Regions from separate parts of the Homo sapiens genome. Here region 1 is linked to region 2. A link is a loop called in an ENCODE intact Hi-C map of the cell type or tissue named here. Cell type or tissue: mesothelial cell of epicardium. All regions are shown on one strand.

What was found. A loop is a pair of places that touch in the nucleus more often than their neighbours do. Peaks named below come from ENCODE experiments on the same cell type or tissue, not always from the same donor. Only the 100,000 strongest peaks of a DNase experiment are listed, where the experiment ranks them.
Region 1: a loop joins it to region 2, with 17 times the contacts of the local background. A loop is called at or near these places in 1 of 110 quality-filtered maps.

Annotation. Positions count from the first base shown.
Region 1 is chr1:202,104,645-202,107,144 of GRCh38, reverse strand. The region is part of intron 1 of LOC105371684 (a long non-coding RNA gene); the gene reads left to right. Among named protein-coding and RNA genes, the nearest start is that of GPR37L1, 17 kb to the left of the region's middle. RefSeq lists an enhancer at 2,158-2,500. In mesothelial cell of epicardium, no CTCF peak of the experiment used is centred here; a DNase peak (open chromatin) is centred at 1,194.
Region 2 is chr1:201,738,490-201,740,989 of GRCh38, reverse strand. The region is part of intron 7 of NAV1 (neuron navigator 1); the gene reads right to left. The region is part of intron 2 of IPO9-AS1 (IPO9 antisense RNA 1); the gene reads left to right. All of the region lies in intron 1 of LOC124904483 (a long non-coding RNA gene), which reads left to right. Among named protein-coding and RNA genes, the nearest start is that of MIR5191, 20 kb to the right of the region's middle. RefSeq lists a silencer at 133-232. In mesothelial cell of epicardium, no CTCF peak of the experiment used is centred here; DNase peaks (open chromatin) are centred at 779 and 1,179.

The DNA.
Region 1 (2,500 bases), 370 kb before region 2:
CACTGAGGCGCCTGCCTTGTACAGATGGGGATAAGAGGGCAATGGACATGGCCAAGGTCACAAAGGGAGGGTAGATGCCAAGCCATGACTCAAAGCCGCTTTCCAGACTCACATCCCAGTATCTGTCACCAAACCTTTCAGTCCCCCCATAACTTCACTTTTCCATTCGGGGCTGAATCAGGCTATGGGTCTCCCACTCCAACCCCTCCTTCCACACCCTGTCCTCTCTTCTTAGCACAGGATGTGTGGGCCTAGGCCTGCCTTCCACAGCTCCTCAATGTGAGCACCAGCTCCCCTGGCCCCCGACTGCCTTCAAGAGGCCCTCCCCTCCTGGAACTGGCTGAGCTCTGCACAGGGTCCTCAGGCTGAGGGCGGGGCCTGGGCTGCTCTAGGGGCAGTGGGTGAATGAAGACAAACCCATGGGAAGAGATGAGAGGCAGCGGGCTGAGCTCAGCAGCTGGACAGGGTGGTGGGCCCACTTGGAGCTGTTTTATGCTCCCCAAGTGCCTCACCTTTCTAGAGAGCTCCAACCCCTGTGCTGGCCTTGGGCAATCTGTGGGTGTGGAGTCAGGCTGTGCCCTAGAGCCTTATATCTCTCCTTCCTGCGGTGAGGTGACCCAGGTGCACCTGCTCCTGGGGGGTAAACAGCAAATGAGAGGCCCGGGGCAGGGGTGGGGCAAGGCTGAAACTGGGTGCCTGGAGCTGGATGAGTCACGTTCTCACTCCGGGGCCACCAGGGATAAGAGGGGGAGTGAAGGATGGGGGAAGGACAGATTAGGGCCATGACAGGGCCAACTCAGAACACCCCCCCACCCCCCGATCCTCCTGCTCTCCTATCTGGGCCTCTTGAAAGAGTCCTTGGCAATCTCTCCTCCAGCCTCTTCATTTTATTGAATTAGGAGGCTGTGCTCTAGAGATGGCCCAGAGAGGACAAGTGACTTGTTGGGGACACAAAGCACGTTGGTAATCTCAAGTCTCCTGAGCCAGTCATGGGTTCAAATCCCAGAGCCAAAAGCAGAACACCAGCAAGCTTTTCCTGCCCAGTGTTTCGGAGAGCAATCTGTAACTACAATCATCGCTAAAATGCAGTCAAGCCCCTGAACTGCCCTGGGGATAAGAGGGACCTGCGGCTTCTCCACCTCCCTGACGTCAGCTGGGTGTCACCAATCCCCAGAAGCCCTGCCCAGTGGTGTGACATCACAGGGCTGGGCCAGCTTTGCTGGAAGGGGCTCCACCCTAGAGAGGAGGGTGAAGGGATTCTGGTCTGGGTCTGTCGCTATCATACAATGCAGCCTGTAGCCTAAGTGCAGGGGGGTTATCGAAACTCGAGGGCCCCTCTGCTGCCCACCTCCCACTCCCTCTGAAACCCAGGACTCCTGGGGCTGCCACAGGAGTCTGAGTCAGCTCTCGGGGCCAATGAATAATATAAAGTCAGGCCTTCCCTGACTACATGTATTGTGTTAAGGAGGTGGAATTTAGAGAATTCAGAGTGTCAGGTCATCCTAGCAAATCTCAGCTCCTCACTAGTCAGCTGTGAGACCTGGGCCAGTTTCTGACCTCACAGAGCCTCTTCTGTAATTTGGGCATGAGGTTACCTATCTCACAGGATTGTTGTGAAGATTAAATGAAGTGACCTGTGCATCACTCGGGCACACAATGCTTGGCATGCAGCAATATGGGCTCAATTTTTGAAAGATGAAGTATAAATATTATAGAAGAGAACTCCACCGGGTGTGGTTGCTCACACCCATAATCCCAGCACTTTGGGAGGCCGAGGCGGGCAGATCACTTGAAGTCAGGAGTCTGAGACCAGCCTGGCCAACATGGTGACACCCTGACTCTATAAAAATACAAAAATTAGCTGGGCATGGTGGCGTGCAGCTGTAATTCCAGCTACTCAGGAGGCTGAGGCATGAGACTCACTTGAACCCAGAAGGCAGAGGTTGCAGTGAGCTGAGATCACACCACTGCACTCCAGCCTGGGCGACAGACCTAGACTCTATCTCAAAAAAAAAAAAAAAAGACTGCGTGCGGTGGCTCACGCTTGTAATCCCAGCACTTTGGGAGGCCAAGGTGCATGCATCACTTTAGGTTGGGAGTTTAAGACCAGCCTGACCAACATGGAGAAACCCCATCTCTACTAAAAATACTAAATTAGCCGGGCGTGGTTGCACATGCCTGTAATCCCAGCTACTCGGGAGGCTGAGGCAGGAGAATTGCTTGAACCCAGGAGGCAGAGGCTGCAGTGAGCCAAGATCATGCCATTGCACTCTAGCCTAGGCAACAAGAGTGAAACTCCGTCTCAAAAGAAAGAAAGAAAGAAAGAAAATAACTCTTAATGATAAACCAAGGTTCGAAACTTTGCACTTACATCACAGAAGAAGAGTGTAGGGCACTTCTTGGCTTTATCTATCTATTCAACAAACTTTTCTGAAGACCGGTGAGGAAGCACCCCTCTGACCAAAGTGACAAACGGAAGTGATGGGCTCCTCTTCCAGAA
Region 2 (2,500 bases):
GGAGGCTGAGGGGAAGGAGAGTGTATATGGGGTGAGAATAGTGAGATGGGAAGCCTCCCCTGCCCACCCCGCTAAAAAATCCCAGAAACCCCAGCCCCCTTTCTCAGGCCGGTGGAATTTCCTAATTCTCCCTTGGAAGTGCAGTTTCCAAGTCAGCTCAGAGAGTCCCAGGGCCAGCTGTGGTTACACTCACTTCCCCTTTATGAAGGAGCCTCTGTGCCTTGCCCTCACCTTACACGACCAGTCCCTCACTGTGCGTCTCCCCAAATTACCCGGCTCTCCGATTTTTCACCCCTTCCCAGGGTAGAGCACCAGGCTTCACTCTCTCTCGGAAGTATCCAGCCAGCAGTACGGTCACAAATTCAACGTCCCCTCCCTCCCCCGTTTCATCCTTCCGCCTCCCACCACCTCCTTTCACCCCAGGACGACCCCCGGAGCTTCCGGAACTAGGGTGACCTTGGCAGGGCCGACCTGGGGCTGCAAGCCCCTCCTCCTTCCACCCGCCTGGTCCCCAGGACCCCCGACCCTCACAGGCCGGGCCCCCACGCGCCACAGCCGCAACCATCGAAGTTCAATCAAGTTGCGCTATTGTCTCAGCTCCGTCCAGGTCTCCTGGGCGCCTAAGCTCCTTTCCTTCCCTTTCCACTCCCTAGAGCCCTCCACACACCCACTCCCAGCCCCAGATGCCCGTAAGCCAAACGTCCAGGAGCTCGGAGGCTCCGGCGGCGCAGGCACTCCTCTCTGGCGGAAAAGCGAGCGCGGCCAAGACCCTCCTTCTTGCGGACCCCACACCCACTGCCCCTGAGACTGCAGCTGCGGCGGAACTGGGGGGCTGCGGCGGGGCTGGGGGTGCCACAAACCCGACCCCAGCTCTGCGGTCTGGCGGTGAGGCCAGGGGGGTGGGGGCGCTTACCTGCGGGGGAAATTCACCGTTCTTCCGGATCTGGGCAGGGGCAGATGAAGCATCTTCCCCGGCTCAGGCGGCCATTCACCGGGTGGGCACCCAGCGCCCCCCAGGACCGCTCTCGCCTGACACCCGGGGACACCCGAAAAGGTATGAGCTGTGGGCCACGCGGAGGGTCGGAAACCTAACCCTCGCCTGCCCTCCGCTCCCTTTTCTCCCCACCACCAGGGCTTGTACTTACGGCTCCAGCTGTACTTAAAGTGACAGAGCCCCATTTCCCCGCCGCTGACTTCTGTCCCGAGCCCCGGCGATGCAGGCTGCGAGCGGGCTCTTTAACACCCAGAGCAGGTAGACAAAGAGCCACCGAAGCCTCCTCCGTTCCGGTGGCCTCGGAAGCCTGGAGGTGCCGACGGGGCTGGGGGCTCGACCTCCACCTGGGCTGCTCCGAAATTAACCCCTGGGATGCCAGCTGTGGTCCCTTGGGCGCTCTTACTCGCGCTGCACTGGCAGGAGGGGGTGTGAGCAGCGAGCCACTTCTCTCTGGGGCACGGGTGGGTAAGGAGTTGGGGAGGCCTGGGCAGAACCTTCTCCATAGAGGGCTTCCTCCCGGCCTCCTCCTGGCTCCTTTCCAGGCTTTTAGAAATTTCTAAAAATCGGAGCATGGGTCAGTGCATTGCCTAAAACAAGGTCCGTGGAGGGATGTGGTGGGAAACGAAGGTCCGATAGGGGTGCATATTACCACAGGTTGGCTCACGACCCTTCTGCTCACAGCCGGGAGCCAAGTAGGATGGCGCGACCTTCCGATGTCCTAACAACCTCAGGGGGTGGGGCCTAACATCTCTCCAGCATTCAGGAGACCACAGATTAGGTGAGGTGTGCTTGCTGGGGGAAGATTGTGGGAGAGAAACAACAGCTCACGCCACCCAAGGATCTGTGTCTTTATCCAGGATGCATTTTCAACTGACCGGTTAGGAAAAAAACAGTGGGATCCAGTAGCAGGGTCCTCCCATTGGGTTCCTCCCCCCTGAGGGTCCTCCTGGTAACTTCACTCTCCTGGTTCCAGAGAAAGGAGCCCTGTGGGGGGAATTAGCCTGCTGCCCTCACCCTTGCTTCCTCCAGTTCTCACTCTTGGCTCCTGGAAGGGGCTAAGTGTCTATGGTTGGGTCCCAATGCCAATGTGAACTGGGCAAACTGGGAAGCCTACATTTTAGAGATGGACAAATTATACCTGCAGTTTCTTTAAGCGACAAAAACAACAGTAGCATTTTTTTAAGCCCCCTAAAGTGCTGAACTAAGATGACTTGGGACCACAGAGCAGTAGTCTCTAGTGTTTGGGCAGTTTGATGTGACTGAGCCACACATACAGATCCAGGTCACATGTGTTCTCTTAAGCCTATCTTTCCAGGCCTCAGTTTTTACAGATGTTAAGGGAGAGGTTTGCACTCCTGAACTCCTCCTCCTCGCTCTCACTGCCTTTAAAGAGGTCTGGGTGGTGCTTTGAGTCCTAGGAACAATCCTTTCCCAAGCCCCCCAGCAATGCAGGCTGCCCCTACTATTTTCGGCCCACAGGTCAATGCACTTTGGGTAACTGTACAG